Linked DNA regions of Mus musculus: region 2 is linked to region 1. The links are chromatin loops, found by intact Hi-C in ENCODE. Cell type or tissue: heart. All regions are shown on one strand. Links, peaks and the distances in the headings refer to the core of each region. The heading gives the core; the rest is flanking DNA.

Region 1 (8,335 bases), core at 214-8,213:
TAACATCTTGTGTGTTCTTCCATAACTTCTCCACATACAGGCAACTTTGTTTTACAACAATTAGGTACACAAGGCACTATAACCTACTGATTATAATCTACTGACTTGATTTTACATAATAGCACGTGAACATTTTCTCTTCTTAACTAATTCTCTTCCACAACATAACTTATGGTGAACAAAGGTTAACTCAACGATACGTTTTACTATAAAATTTTGACTTTTAAGAGCCATATACTTCATCCATTTTTTTTTTATGACTTCATCCTAACTTTTATTGTTAGGATTCTAGTGTCTAAGGGAATTATTTTAGAAAAGATTTTATTTTATTTTTAATGGTGTATGTAAGTGATATTGTGTGAGTGAGTGATTTTGTGTGTAAGTGTGTGACTGACTGTGTGTGCGTGAACACACACACGCATGCACACATGCTCAAGTGTGAGTGTGCTGTGTTCAGAGGTCAGAAGAGGGAAGTGAATTTTTTTTTTTTTTGGTATTTCTTAGCCATTTTTATTCCTTCTCTTGAGAACTCTCTGCACAGATCTCTAGCCCATTTTTTTTCTTTTATTGAATATTTTCTTTATTTACATTTCAAATGTTATCCACTTTCCAGGTTTCCCCTCTGAAAAATCCCTATGCCACCCCCTTTCCCCTGCTTCCCCCACCCACTCACCCACTCTTGCCTTCCCACCCTGGCATTCCCCTACACTGGGGCATCGAACCCACTCAGGCCCAAGGGCTGCTGGGAGGTGGATCTTTTACAAGCAGCTGTGACTCACCTGATGCTGGCGCTCATGCATCCTCTGCAAGAGAAGTACTTGCTCTTTATGGCTGAGTAATCCACCTAGCTTCCAAAAATATATTTTAAATAAATATTAAGTGTTTAAAGTCAATATTGCCAAATTTTACCTTGGCAAGATGAATTTATAGTTCTGACACCATTTTTGCTTGTTCCCAATAGACACCGGTTTTATCAATTTTTAATCTTTACTAATTGACAAAGGGGAAGCAGTATCTTATTTTTGCTTTTAATTCAAAATTGTTTGCATGATGGTAGAAGTAAATATTATTGGTCATGACCATGTCTGTGTTGAGAAGTGCCTATTCATGATATTTTTATTTTCATTCTGATGTGTTAATCTATCTTTGGTTTTTAAAGATTTATTATATGTAATTGCAATATTCCTTCTGTTATATATGTAACAAATACTTTTCTAGTGCTCTGACTTTAATATGTTTAGACAATTTATTTATATGTTTATTTTTTATTTATTTAATATGTTTAGACAAATTCTTCTTTTTTTCTGACCTGTGTACAATACAGGTATCATGTTTATGGAGTCATTTTCTATCCCCAAGATTATGCAAACATTAATGTATTAACATAAAAAGTTCCTAATGATTTTTGATGATGGCGTCTCTTGCATTTCTATTCTGATAGCAAGATTTTACTGCTTATTCATATGCCTTTTCTGCTTTCTTATTAATTTCCTATTCTATTCACACCCAGGCATTCAATTGGCCCTGCCCGGCCTCTTTCTTTCTCTGCTCTTCTATTTTTAGATATTATGCTTTTAAAAGATTCTGGCACCGATGCTGTGTGTCTCATTTCTATAATGGCATAATATCTTCCTAGGTGATTCTCTTTTCTTAACTCAGCCTGATTATTTTATCTGAAAAATAAATAATTCATACACCTTTGATACAGAGAGACTCATTTACATGTCTGCCATAATGCTTCAATGTTTAAAATCAATTCAAAAACAATCAGGATGTTTGGGTAGCCTAAATTGATTGCTCCAAGGCAAAATTTGAGAATACTGAGATGTATGTTAAGTTCAATTTTGCCAAAATGTCCATTCTCTCTTATTTTGTTTTTCGGGTACACTGGAAAGGAATATATCTTGGCTTTGTGTCCCCTCTTGCCCAGTCTCAGAGTTTTCGGAATTAGTTACAGTATAATTGTTTCTAAGAGTGGCCCCCAAATGAGGAAAGTGTGATTAAGTAGTGTTTCTCTTAGATGAAGGCCTTTTAATTCTTATGCTTGTAGTAGTACGATTCGAAGGGGGAAACCCCCACGAGCACTGTGAAACAGCTCTACTCTATTCCAGAGTAAAGAGACCTATATGTACCAGGTTTCCAAAGAGCCTAAGGAAAAACAGGATGGGCGTGCAGGTCGGGGTAACTAGGGCTTTCAGATAAAAATCTCTTCATTAACCCTATTTTGTGACGAACTCAAGAATCAAGTTTATGCTCATTTATACTGTAATCTTATTAGTTCAGTCAATCAACCAACAAACATTACATGCTTAGTAACACAAAGTATTGTTCTAGACATTTTGCATTGAGCAAGAGAGCAAAGCCCCTAGGAAGCAAAGATTCAAGTGGCACAGATTAATCATTGAGGCTGGCAACAGACTATTGCAATAGTACTCGATGAAATATGAAGTTATTTAATTGATTAAAGAGTCAACTTATTGAACAAAATATTTACTTCATGAAAACTAAGCAGGATGGAATAAAAGACCAGGGACAAGAATTTTGAGATTCAGGGAGAATACCATGTTAGATAGAAGTCTACATTCGTCATAGGCCACTCGTAGAGAAAATTCTCCAAGCTAGTTGTTACTCTCTCTCTCTCTCTCTCTCTCTCTCTCTGTGTGTGTGTGTGTATGTGTGTCTGTCTGTCTGTCTGTCTGTCTGCCTGCCTATCTAATGTTCACTAAAGGAAAGATGGTGGGCATATTCTGTGTGTGTTCTGTTGGAAGAGATTGTGTAAGTGGGCCAACTCTTTTCTGCTTCTTCAGGTTAAAAACAAACCATCAAACAAAAACAAAAACAAAAAACTCCCAAAACCCCAGGAACTCTGAGTTCTCTTCATTACCTTCTTCCCCACCCATTCCTACTCACCTCCCAACTCCAACTCATCATCAGTATATTTTAGCTTTGACCTGAACATAGTTCCTGAATGCGCCCTCTGCCCTACTGCTACTACAGGCATTTTGGGCTAAGCCGAGTGTACAGTTTCCAAGCTTGACCCCACCCCCTTTTCTAGCTTACTTTTTGCAATGTGTTTTCCACAGCTAGTCAAAGAAAAATGTTTTAAGGTAAATCAGATTAACCCTCTCTGCTTGAACCTTGTTCTGGCTTCTCCCAGCCCTTCTGTGAAATCACACTTTCCCATGGTCATGAAGCTCTCACAGGATCTTCTAGAACGTTTTTTGTTGTTTGTTTGTTTAGTTTGGCTTTTGTTTTTTTGATTTTTGGTTTTTTGTTGCTTTGTTTTGGTGTTTGGGTTTTTGTTGTTGTTGTTGTTGTTTCTTTTTTTTCTCTCTCAACACATACCCTGCATGGTGTTCTGGTCTTGCTGTCTTCCTCTGGACTCTTCCAACAAGCCCAGCTCGCTCTAACTTCAGAGGCCCTGTTTGTGCTGCTGGGGTCAGCCCTCTATAACTGACTACTTAGAAGATAGAAGTATCTCTATCTTTATACTTGAGCTCCAGGATGCTCTTAGAAAACTGCGATGTGGCTAGCCTACTCATTATCACTCTGGGTACAGTAGATACAGTGGACTGGCCAGGCTCTGTGCTCTTAAACTAACAAGAGCAGGATGAGAAGGAGGTCTACAGGGACAAAGAGAAGGAAGAAAATAAAGAGGGGAATCCATACTCTTGTTCCACAAACTTTCTCTTCAAATTTCCGTCAAGCCACTCAGCTGAATGAGCAGAAGGGAAATGTGGACCACACTACAGACATTCTAGTGGTCACCCAGTGGTCAGGTGTCCACTGGCAGCTGGAACAGAAATCAAAGAACATAAAAGAGCAGAGGACATCGTGTCTTGATCACTCCAGTTAAATGTAGATATGGTCACTGAAATGTCCTCCCCTAAAATTGTCCACACTATGTTAATCTTAATGTATAAACCTCTGGTAACAAAAACATCCGGACTCCACGGCCTTAAACAATGAGGAGAACCTGCAGGCTCATAACAGTTTACTTGTATAGTAGCTTTAGAGTTAGCTAGTGCAAAGGCTCCTGATTGTATCAGGGACTCATTCTCTCCTTCCGTTTGGCCTGGCTCAGCACGGGTTTGTCTTTAAGTTAACTTCGCAGCAGTGACTGGCTGCCACAGCTCTAGGCATCTCACTCAGACCCCTCAAAGACCACTGAAAGAAGCAGCCACTGTTCTCTGTGGTTTTGTTTTTAATAAATAAAGAAGCCTTTGTTGGAATCCTTTATCCAGTTTTCCTTACTGTTTAATCAGCTAGAAATAACATCCAAGCAAATGATTAGATACTATTCCATTGTATAATACTGTATGCAATTTACCCTTCAAGTAGGCTTAGGCTTATTTCCCTGGAAAACGGATGCCTGCTACCAAGGAGCCAGGAGATGAACGGGTTTTGAGCTGTCAACTAACAGGAACTGCCACACACATCCTTCCTATATTCTTTGCCTGTTCTTACTTTCCCTTGTTTGGGCTTAGTTCAGGATAGCAGTAGGGGTTGGAGTTATTAATCTGAAGACAACTCCATATCGACGACACTGACATTGAGTGAGGAAGAAAGGAAGAGCCAGAGAGCATGCCTGGGGCATTCCAGTGCATAGAGATCAGAGGCATCAGTTGGAACCTCAGAGAAGACAGGAGGATGAATGGGGAGTGTGGCAGCTTGGAGTAGGTGGTATGCTATATCCTGTATAGTTCAAAGGATATGATGTTTGAACTGCTGCAACCCTGAGGTCCTTAGGTTAGGAGATGAAAACACACACATTATTGGAGTAAGCTTGAGAAAGAACAGAACAGGAGGCAAAATGGAGACACCCAGCCAACTCTACTAAGAGTTGTGACATGAAGGGTAGCAAGGAAGTGCCACAGAACAGGCACCTAAAGGAAACCCTCTCCAAGGTCGGGAAAAACATACACTACTCAAGAAAGGGGAGAGAGAACTGCAGGGCAGAGCCCTTGAACAGAACTCAGGAATGGAATTTAAGTTCTACCTGCGAGTTCGGAGGTTCATCTTGACAAGGAGCCAAGACCCCACACTCCATTTAAAAGAAGGAATCATATACTACCTGTCTCATGCGCAAAGCCAGTCAGATGTCATAAAGGTACTTATGAGTGTTTGGTGTTGACCGCTTCTAATCGTCTCAACTAAATGGTAAGGAAGACATTAGTTGAGAGTGAAATAGGGGAGAAAATATCCACAGAGAGAAAAAAAGTTTGAGGCAAGTAATAAAGAATGAATGTGAAAACTAGAATGGGCTAAAAAAAAATACTGGATAGTTTCTTTATTTGCCTGTTGCTGTACATAAAATTCTAGGTTAAAACCTAGAATGAACTTAAATGGCTTATAATATGCAATGATAACTAATCTGAGTTTATGAGGTACCAGATAAACAAGTCACTGTACCCCGTCAAAACCTGGAAACCCACTACAAAACAGAGGGTGACTTCTGCGAGTTCATCTAAACTACAGTCCCAGCTCTGACATTATTGGCCATTGAGTGTCTTCATCTAAGATACTCAGGCAGCTGGATATATTGATGGTAACAAACTAGGTCATGTTGGCATTATCTATTCTAGGGTGATACGGACTTTAACACTGTCAGGTGCATGTCACCTCTCCACGGGCCACAGCTGTGTATGAATTGGTCACTTAATACATAGCATAGTGGTTGGGACAATGGTTGTAAGTACCAGCTACTCTGGAGCTCTGACTCCTCCTCTTGTGGTATGGCTTGAATCAGCCACAAACTCATTGTGTCTGTCCTCTCATCTGTAAATCAGGACAAAAGTAAAGTTGTTATGTGTCCTACTGAATGAAGCAATCAAGTAAAGACTTCAAGACTTTGCTGGCGCACAGTAAACACTCATAAATATTAACTGCTTTTTATGATCATTAGTCATTGTTCAAAACTAAGAGGTTCCTGGAACTGGTTGCTAAGAAGAGTAAATCAAGGGCTGGCCCCGCCCAGCTGTAGACTAGGATGGCAGTCCCCAGGGTGTGTCATTCCTCCTTTAGTCTGAGGAAAATTATTTTGCACCAGGCTTTCAACAAAACTCTGTTAAATGAAAATAAGAACAATGAATTGTCTACGAAGGCACACACTATCTTTATGTAGCTTTATCTGCAAATGTTGATATTAACTTCTATCTGAGGGTGGTCCATCACATGGAAATTAACATAATTTAGTTCCTCGGTGCTAGAGACTGAGCCTCATCTTGGTTCAGCTTCACATGTCCAGGTCTTTGGCTGGGCTGACTTCCCTTCCTCCTCGCACTGTCTCTGGAAGCCACAGGGCCTCCTGAATCTTCTCTTCTGCCTCAGGAGGATGACACCATCACGCCTTGATACTCACAAATCTCCCTTTCCACAGGCTGCTCTCCAGTCTCGCCGAGTTTCTTCAAGGATGGCGCCATATAAACGTCCTTTCCTTTGGATCAGGGTCCTGTCATAATCTCAGCACTCACTCACTTTCCATGTCTTCAACTGAATTCCCTTGTGTACATGGTCTCCGAGCAGCCTGCCCTCTCTGTCAAGCCCCCTTCAGTACTTTATTGGCTTTCATTTATAATCATCTCTTTCGCACATTGTTCATTATTTCTTGCTCACTATAATATCCTAAAACTCTTGTGCAATGGCCAATACATAAAATGAAATAACCAACTACGAATGAGCCCACATTATCTATGCTACCTCCAAGGGTCCTTTCAATTACATAGCCACCAGAGTTTTCAGATATGGCTTCTTTTTCTTCTTCTTCTTCTTCTTCTTCTTCTTCTTCTTCTTCTTCTTCTTCTTCTTCTTCTTCTTCTTCTTCTTCTTCTTCTTCTTCTCCTCCTCCTCCTCCTCCTCCTCCTCCTCCTCCTCCTCCTCCTCCTCCTCCTCCTCCTCCTCCTTCTTCTTCTTCTTCTTCTTCTTCTTCTTTTTTTCATCAAAAGAAGAAAACTACACGCAATTATTCAACTCTAGTTACTTATTTGTATGCTGATACTTGGAGGGGGGAGTTTACATTGATATCTTTTAGAAACTAAGATGGACTCAGAATGGATGTTACTGTGGAGACATGCACAGGTCCACAATATGGGATAGGGAAACTAAAAAGCGTCCATCAACTCTCTGTGACAGAGTTGTGGATGTTTATTGTGAAAGCTTTTCCTTTGGTTTGGGAACCTTCACAATAAAGTGATTAGGAATAGAAGGGTGGCTGAGAGTGATTAAATGACCATCCTGATATTACGCTCTGAAGCTGGGCTGAGACCCAAATCCAAGTCCAAATCTGATCCAAGTTCCCATGCCTAAGCGGGCCATTTAAGAAGAATCATTATTGTTCCGTGTTTAAACAAAGGCGCTAGTACCAGAAAGCCCTAAATCCTGGCTAACCAGCTCTGCACACTGGCTCTTCCATAAAAGGGATGCTGCTTCAGAGGAGAACGCATTTCCATCTCTCAGATTCCTCTCTGGGAGTATCACCCCCTTCATCTTGGTCCCTTCGGGGTGTTTGACATTTATCGTAATGGTGCCGCTTTGCTCCAAGAGCACTTTCGGGTTTTAAAAATACTTCACATATTCTCAGTGATGGCAAACCTTTGTCCTTTTAAAAGATCCAAAAATTACTTGAAGCCCAGTCAGGTGAATAAAATCCGAGGTTTACAGTACCTACCTTGGGTACAGATATCAAGGATGTTTGTGTTTGTTTGGCTTGTTTTATACTTTTGAATGAGACAGACCTATAGACTAACAAAGCCTTTCTTCCTAGTGTGACAGAGATTGCCATCCCTATAGCCTTTCCAGGGCCTGTGTAGGGCTCTTGTGAATTATCCATCATGGCCCTTGCCAACCCTTGTGGAAGCAACATGCCTAACAACTGTCTCCTTTAGTGTCTGGAACTCCACAGGGCAGGGACCTTCCATGCATTCTCGCTCTTCCTAACCTGACACTGCGCTTTAACTTAGGAATAATAGCTTAGTCAAAATGTGCCTTCATGAGTGAACTGGCTGTTCCTATCAGTTCACATGGAGCACTGAGCCTGGCCACCGGCTCTTGAGTTTGTGACCCGATGCCTCTACTATCATATGCTTTTTGTAGTGCTTCATGTTCCAGACTATAAAGACTGGAAAAGCACAGAACCACGTTACCCTAACATTTTCTGTGGATTTCCTTCCTTCCTTCCTTCCTTCCTTCCTTCCTTCCTTCCTTCCTTCCTTCCTCCCTCCCTCCCTCCCTCCCTCCCTCCCTCCCCCCTCTCACTCTCTCTCTCTTTGACTTTTAATTGTCATAAATAAGTTTTGGCTACATCCTTTAATTTTTAAAGTATACAATTTCATGTTTT
Region 2 (8,335 bases), core at 169-8,168, 52 kb after region 1:
TTGATCCCACACACTCGAGTTTTCATGTCTTAAGAAAAGATCTCAGTTCTCTTGAAACCATGACAAACCAGCCTGGCTATATTACATAACAGCTCCATTTACTCTTAGCATATAAGCATTGACTTAGCAATAATATAAACTATATGAGCCAGAGAGTCCCATTCGTAAGTTAACTATTTGGGTAAGAAGAAATGCCAGTACAAAGTCAATTAGTCAACAAAGTAAATTTTTTTTAAAAAAAGAGGCATGAAATACTTTATATCCATATACCCAAGAAATACTTTGGATATATGAAAATAACTTGGCTAATTGGCTATGGGGAAAAATTCAAGACTTCTTTCAAGTTGGTTAGCCATAATGACCAAGTTATTTAAGTGATGGGTAGATGAGTAGTGATGCTCAAAATATGTAGGAAAATGGTAGAATCTTGCAAGTCTAGTACAATACAGAAACTACAGCTAGTCCGATCCAATGTCAGCTGTCATGTGTGCTTCAACTGTTCTCAGATAGACTCACTGATGAACAAGCCGCTGGGCTCTTTCTCCCCTCCCCTCCTCCCCTCCCCTCCCCTCCCCTCTTTTCCCCTCCCCTCCTCTCTCTTCCCCTCCCCTCCTCTCCCCTCCTTTCTTCTCTCTTCCCTTCCCTTCTCTTCCTTTGCCTTTCCTCCCCTCCTCACTTTCTCTTTTTTAAACCATTCTCCTCAAAATAGACTCTTCCATATCTTTTGTTTATAACTTCAACCTTTCTCTATGATTGAAAACTACATCAACCAACCAACCAACATCTCCATTTTTAGTTACAAAGATTTTAAGAGAAGAAAAGATTTTTAAAATTACAACTTTTCACATGCTTATTCTCTAATCCTTTCACAGAGATTGTGTAGAATTTTTCTAGCATTGCATTGTGGAAAACACGTCAGAGCAAGATAACAGGGAAGGAACAGCTGTGCAGGCCCTCTCTGTGGCAAAAGCAAGGGAAACATGAATATTTTTACAGAGCAGCTGATTAAAAAAGGAAGTGAAAATCAAGTTTCCAGGAGAGACTGGATATGGACCTAAAAGAATTAACAAAACAGTATTTTCCAGTGTCTGTGCCTTGGAGGGATAAGACTCTAAATTCTCTTGTCCAAACTTGCAAGAACAAATACTCTTGGTAGCGTCAGGTAATGCACACTTAAGACCAAATGAGAATAGCTGGGGATGTGACTCAGTGATAGAGCATTTGCTTGGTGTACATACGCACACACACACATACACACAGACACACACACACACAGAGACACACACACATATACAAATAAGCCACTCTGTAGAAATAATCTATTAATGAGATTAGGCAGCTGAACAATGAGTTTGGTGATGAAGAATTATAAAGATTCAACAACTCATCACATGTACAAACAACCCTGAATAATTAAAAAAAACCACTATTGTGAAACAGGGCATTGGTCCATTCCCACACAACTCTCATGCAAATTTCTGTTTCCTTCACTCTCACACACAAAATCAATCCCCTTAAAGATGCCACCAAAGAGGTAGAGAATGGTCGCAGTGTGAATTTAAAGTTATATGCAAAGTACTTACATCTCTAACAAATGAACATTTTGACCCAACCTTGCCACTGTGACTTTTACATCTTCAAGTCAAACATTTCTTAAAATCAATAGCAAGAAGTAGAAACATAAGGATTAAGAGACGTTACAGTAGGACAGGAGGGGACAAAACAAATGTCAGTTTTAATTTGAGAGGACATTGCCATTACTTCTTTGTAAATGGTCTTTCTGCCCCTTCTGCTTATTGATAAGAAGGGGAGATAAAAATTGGCTAGGCAGCTTTAGGGTAAAAGAGCCCAAAGGAAATAGTTTTAGTTTTGTTTTGTTTTTGTTTTTTGTTTTTCTGTTAACTGAAATCCAGAAAAGCTCTTGGGCCCATGTTGGTAGCTTTATGCTTACTGGAGGCCAGAGATGCCAGGAGGAAGGTCTGGCTTTTCTTTGTCTTTCTTCCTTAGATGGGTACCTCGCTCCTGGAAACCATACTGAAGACCTGGCCACCTAGTGTGGAAACTGGACAGTTCATGATGGCTCCATTTCTTCATCAGGTAAAGCCTTGTTAAGTCCAGGACAGTGGCACTTGAGTGGCACCCACTCCCGGAGACCCCTCTTATGCACCAGAGCTCTGACTTTTTGCTTTGAAGATCCTTACAATAAGGTGCATCTTTCTAAAACTCGCCCACTGTGCTCTGAGAATTTCATTCTTCAAATCCAGGAGACAAGTGCCCAGAAGCCACTCACTCAGGGTGGTGTTGGCGTTGGCTCGGTCATATTGCTGGGAGCTTACTTCTCCCACACCCAAGTTAACCTCACCTAGAGCCAAGAAAGACTGTGTGGTTCTCAGAAATACCTCAGTGTTCTATCAGTTCTGTTCGTACAATGCATCTGCGTGGTGATATTTCACAGGCCCCGCTGACTACCTTCACTTCTTCAAGGCATTCTGATTTTTGCCCCTCAAAACTGCATCACTACAAATGGCTGGCTTTTGCTACTCATTCTCTGGTATCCCTGAGTATTTGATAGTGAACATTACCGGTTTATAATGTCACATTTTAAAATCAGTGGCCCCAAGCGTGGACACGTTATTTGTCCTCTGCATGAGAGTATCTTTGCTGACTGAAGAAACTACCTTTGTAAGGACGGAGAGAATAAGGACGTAAGAGAAAAGAATGACAAAGAAAAATGGCTCAGTAAATGGGACTTTAAGACATCTTTTTAGATCACATGTCCTTTAATTATTTACAGCCAAATCTTCAGAAAGCAACACATTAAAACATCAGTGACAATAACAGCCGACATGTAATGCTGCCAGACACCGTTCAGTGCCAGGTGTACGTCCATTCTCTTAACCTTCACAGCATCCTTGCATTCCCTACCCCTGTGTCTGTCTGTCTGTCTGTCTGTTTCTCTCTGTCTCTCAGTCTGTGTGTCTATCTCTGTCTCTCCCTCTATGTGTGTGTCTGTCTGTCTCTGTCTCTCTCTCTGTCTCTCTGTCTCTGTCTGTCTGCCTGTCTGTCTGTCTCTCTCTCTGTTGACTATCTGCAGAGTTAATCTGAATTTCCTTTTGGCTTATACTTCACAGAATTCCTATCAAATGGAGACTTGTGGATAAGGCAGATGACAAAGCCATCTGGCCACACTCTATATAAAGCCAAGCTTCTGACCAGAGGTTTCCAAGACATCGTCATCACCACCTCCCATCTCTGGAATGGCTCCAGAAGCACAGGTCCTACACAGGTCACAAGAGGATGATGATGATGATGATGATGATGACATCAGCAGAGGCAGTGGCAGCCACAGGGTGGTCCAAACAGGAGCAAACATCAAATATAATTTTCCTGATGGTGGGATTTTCTGCTTTGAAGGGTTCACAATCCTGAGTATTCACAGTGAGAGCTGAAATAAAGTTTTACCCAGGACCATCTGAAGGGACCAGGTAAAGATAGAAGGAGCAGTAGGATTTTCAATCTGTATGGTCTTTAGAAGAGCCACTGCGGTGGGAGAAAACGCTGGGCGTGGCACTTTGAGAAGAGTCCACATAAATGCACCTTCTCTCCAGTTCCCTCCCCAACACAAGGAATTCCACGGGAAGCTTACCTACGGACTGCCAATCCCATCTTTAAATGAATATATGCCCATGGATGAATAACCTTAAGTAAATATATTTTAAAATCTAAAGGGGGGAACTAAGTCAGGCATTTGCTATAAATCTTACTATGTGTCTTAATACCTCTGTGTCCTAAAGCAAAATTGCTGGGAGGTTTCTCTTCTGTAAAATGGGCTAACCCTTATAAGCTTGTTGTGAGAATGACTGCACGCGTAGATGCACACCACTTGATAGAGAATCCAGTTAAACACTAAAGCATTTGGTTAAATGATCTGCTAGCGTCAGTTCCTCCCACATCTGCCAATCCAATTAACCGCATCCTCTTGGCAGAGAGAGGGAGAGTACTGTGCTGAGATCAACCTGACCACCTTGCCTGGAAGGAGGCCCGTGTGCAGTAATCACCCACACACTTTTGCTCGCTCCGCTCCCTTCACCTTTGACCCAGTCTACTCACTCCGGTTCACAGAGTGGTGAGCCAATATCACAAAGAAAAGGGACATTTCCTACCTTTGAAAAGAATGGGCAGAGACCCAGCAGACTTGTGGTGCCTGCCATTTCCCATCTGTAAATTTCTCAAAATACTTTCCAGTAAACGATCTGTTGGGGTTCGCGCATCATGATGAATAACGTTAAATGTCGCAGTCATTGTGTGCCTTCTAAATACAATGGTTTCTTCAGAACATGCAGTTGGTAAATTATGAATGGGAGATGGTTTCCACCAGTCTTCTGTTTGCCACAGAGGCATTATAGAAATGTATCAACTCGTAAAAGCGTCTGCTTGATTCCAACAACAAGTGGACAGCATAGTCATGAGTGTCAAGTTCAGTGTCACCTCCAGAATGTGGAGTCCTTAAGTCAGCGGGCAGAGAGGGCAGAGAGTGGATCTTCCTGAGAGCACTTTCAGAAACCACTCTCACTTTCACTGTTTGAAATGTCACTATCACAAAGTTGAAGGCTACAGGTTCATCGTGAACGGGTCATCCGATCCACCATCCTAGTGGGGTGGGGTCATCTAACCCCTGGACCAACTCCTTACTCCCTGCCCACTCAGAAAAAATGCTGCGGGGCGGGGAGGTTCGGAGGGGGGGGCACTATTGTGAAGAGCCACATGCCTTTCCCCAGTCCTCCCTGTTCATCTTCCATTCGATGCCAGACTTATTTAAACAGGCCCAGCTGGGGCTGTGGCAGCCCTCTTTATCTGCCTTCACATTCTTTCCTCTGCCTATTCATGCTGCTAAGTAGGGCTGGACCGGCTTCCTGAAATCTCGTGGGATGTGGGGGCTTTTCTCCCTGCAGCAGAGCCTCTGAACCTAGTTGTTTTGGGTAACTAATTTCCTCCCTTCTTCTCCCTGGAATACACAGAGCTTCCTTTGCCCAGCGTGATAGCCACCACCCCCCAACCCCCCTTCGCACCACAGAGAAGTTGGGACTGAGGTTGGAACCTCCCAGTGCTCTTGAATTTCCTGCTGTCACGAAGCAGGATTTCCTGACTGGAGATGTATATGGTTGAGGCACAACGTGGCTCTATCCTGACCTCAGCATCCTCCTCCTCCTCACTGTACAATATATCATATTTATGTCCCACGGTGATGAGCTCTGCCCTTCAGTCTTCACTTTGAAATATCATTTCCTTCATTCCTCTAGGCTGAACAAACCACAGAGTCCTTCGTCCTCTACCTACCCTTAACCCTGGTTTTGATTCTAGAAGTGTTTCTTTTCGTGTGCTTTGATCTGTAATTGGAAGGATTTCTGTAAGTTAAAAAAAAAAAAAGTTTAAATAACTAAGGAAGAAAATATTGCATGAAGCTTAGTCCTGCTAAAATTTCCTCTTCTATTAAAAAACAGCAAATAACTAAAAAAATAAAAAGATTGGTAGAAATACCTAAAAGTGTATGCGCTCTTTTGTTCTGTTCTCTTTTGTAAGTGCCGCTGCATATCCTGACAACGCCCAGATGTTTCCTAGACACAGTCTTTCCAGCCTTGCTGTTGGGGCCGAGCCTCAGAAGGGCCCGTCAGTCAGTTACCTTCATTGCTGCAGCGTGGCACCCACGCTCTCATCAAGGAGCACGGCTCAGAGATGCCCATACCAGAGTCACAGGCTGAAGCGGTTGCACTTGGTCAAGAGCAATGCCGCTAGCTTGAGGCTGGGCTTCCCTCCAAGCTCAGCTGGGTCGGAGCAGTGCACCAAGTTCACTCCTCCACCGGGCAACGCTCACTCCGGAGTTCCTGCAAGTGAATGGGCCAGAGTTCTACGTGTTGAAGACAACTCTTGTTCTTAAGCACATCTATAGACACCAGAGCGCCCTCAAGGGGAACCTAAACACTGGGGGCTCCCGAGCCACCTGCCTCAGCAGATGCCCGTGGTGGTGGGGCCAATTTTGAGACCCCAGTTCTGTCCTCTTAAAGAACTTATTTGGGTAGCCCTCCAATCGTCCCTTGTATCTCTTGGTCTTCACTAAGAACCTTATCTTCATCCAAACAGGTTTTCTTAACTTTGATCCTAAGGGAATAAGGGTTTGGAAATCTCCCCGAGGGTATCCAGGCATTGGCTTCCAAGAGACTAACACCTTCCACTAATTCCAACTCACTAAATGGCCTCCTTGTTCTAGATGAGGAATTCCCTGTGCGCACCCTGCTGAATCCGATGCTCACGGCATCCGGTGCAGAATGAATTTCTGTATAAGCCAATAGGATGGATCTGCTGCTCCTTGGTCATCTTGCCTTTCCAGGTAGCATGAGGCTACTCTAACTCACAGTTGGATTTTCCCCAACGATTCCATCCTTTATTGATAAAATTGCCAGCTGTCGCTCATAGCTCTTCTCTTTATCTGTGGTCTCTGTTACAAATACCCGAGATAAACCAACTTGCAGGAAGGAGGAGGGGCTTATTCCGGGTGGTGTTTCCAGAGGCTTCCATGAATGGTTCTGTAGTGTTCTTGCTCTGGGCATTTGGTCACATCCCATAACACACCATGGTGGAAGCATACAACAGAAGAAGCAGCCAGGGTCCCTAGACTCTCTTCAGAGGCACTTGGCTCCTTCTACTAGGTATGATTTAAAGGCCTATGGTCTCCAAGCACCACCTGTGGTAATTAACAGCACATGGTAAACAGGGAGATACTCAATGGCACCTCCTTAGCATCTGCCTCCCTTGAAAGTTCCTCTCCAAGCCAGTCCATCTCTAAACGTACCCAGAGTCCTGACGGCTCCAACACTGAAAAGTCCGAGTGCAAAGTCTCCTCAGGGGGACAAAGAAAATCCTTAGCTCTTAGCCCCTGAAAAAAAAAAATCAGTAGAGCAGGTTATAAACTTTCCCTACAAGGCAGATCAAATGTCTCCATTCCAGAGGTCCCCAATAGAGGTATAAACACCACCACAGAAGAAATACTGAAGAATATTGTTTCAAGTCTGTCACACGGGCTACAGGAAGGCAAGTTGTGAGCTCCAAAGGGCTTTGGAAGCACAGCCTTTGTGGGCTTGCTCTGCATGCGCATACCCCTTGGGTTGGCATCCTTCCATGATCCTGGTGTCTCCAAGTGCCTGAGGTCTGCCGTGAAGCCTTGGCTTCACTCTCACAGGCTAGCTATGCATCTCCCTGTGAGAGCTGCGTGCAGACGTTGCCCCGTGGCACACTGGCAGGGCAAGCCTCTGTGAGCCCCATACCTGTGCTTCTAAAGTTAGCATCACATGGACTTTAATGAAGGCCTGCCAGTGGTTAGAGTTGCACCAGAGCCCCTGGACCATGTCTAGATGAAGTTCTACATTCTTCAACTGCTAACCAGAGGGAAGTGAGTCGTAAGGACAAGGCGCCCTGAGACCGTCAAACTAAAATATTTTAAATGAGTTTAATTTTTTTAGACCTCTGAGAGCCGGTCATGGGTATGTTCTTGAGGAATTTTGAGTTGCCCACAAGTCCTCTTTTGTATTGTTCTAAACTTACTGCTATTAATTTTTATTGTGACACTAGCCTGGAATGTCACATGACTTTCTTTTGGGGGGTAAACTGCACCATTTTCAGATCTTCCCTTTGGCTGTTTCCTCTTCACTTTTCCTACCTATTTGACTAAAAGCAATGTGCATGTGTAGCCTGAATTTCCTACTGTCTTGATTTTTTTCTTTCTACCATGACATTCAGCCTTACGCAGCACAGACAGAATGCAGTCAAGTTCTTTGCCAGTGTGTAGGAAGGAGGGACTCTAGTGCAGTCTCCAAGAGGCCCTCCTCCGACTGTTCGGAATGAGCATAGCCTCTATGTTCACACTTCTCTCAGCATTTTCCATTTATTTTAGAAAAGCCAGCCTAAAACACTCTTATTGCAATGATAAAACTCGAAACTTATATGTGGTACAGGGATCGGGAAACAAAAGCAGCAAAGGGCGAGAAGGAGCTAAAGGAGGGAAAGCCAAGGTCAGCAAAGGAGGGAAAGCCAAGGTCAGCAGCCGTCAAGGATCGAAACCCTGGAGATGATGACGCAGTGGCTGTCAACATCACTTCTCAGAGAACACTCTAGGGTTTGTCTTGATGGCTAGGCTTTTACCCGCTCATTACAAATTGTGCTTCCAAACTTAAACCCAATGTGCCTTAAACTCAGGAAACAGCTTGGGTAGGTACAAGATTACAAAGTCCTGAAAATCCACCAGAAACAAAACAAAACAAACAAACAAACAAAAAACCCACCA

What was found. A loop is a pair of places that touch in the nucleus more often than their neighbours do. Peaks named below come from ENCODE experiments on the same cell type or tissue, not always from the same donor. Only the 100,000 strongest peaks of a DNase experiment are listed, where the experiment ranks them.
Region 2: a loop joins it to region 1, with 2.0 times the contacts of the local background. A loop is called at or near these places in 3 of 42 quality-filtered maps.

The regions. Positions count from the first base shown.
Region 1 is chr3:52,898,289-52,906,623 of GRCm38, forward strand. No RefSeq gene overlaps it. Among named protein-coding and RNA genes, the nearest start is that of Gm20750, 25 kb to the right of the region's middle. In heart, for the core only: no CTCF peak of the experiment used is centred there; no DNase peak of the experiment used is centred there; H3K27ac peaks cover 676 bases.
Region 2 is chr3:52,950,801-52,959,135 of GRCm38, forward strand. It overlaps Gm30351 (a long non-coding RNA gene), which reads left to right. Exons shown (of 5, transcript XR_375652.4): 4 at 2,008-2,097; 5 at 3,132-3,699. It overlaps Gm30402 (a long non-coding RNA gene), which reads right to left and starts at 7,092. Exons shown (of 3, transcript XR_867282.1): 1 at 6,848-7,092; 2 at 5,539-6,739; 3 at 5,376-5,405. In heart, for the core only: no CTCF peak of the experiment used is centred there; DNase peaks (open chromatin) are centred at 3,251, 4,041 and 5,031; H3K27ac peaks cover 4,251 bases.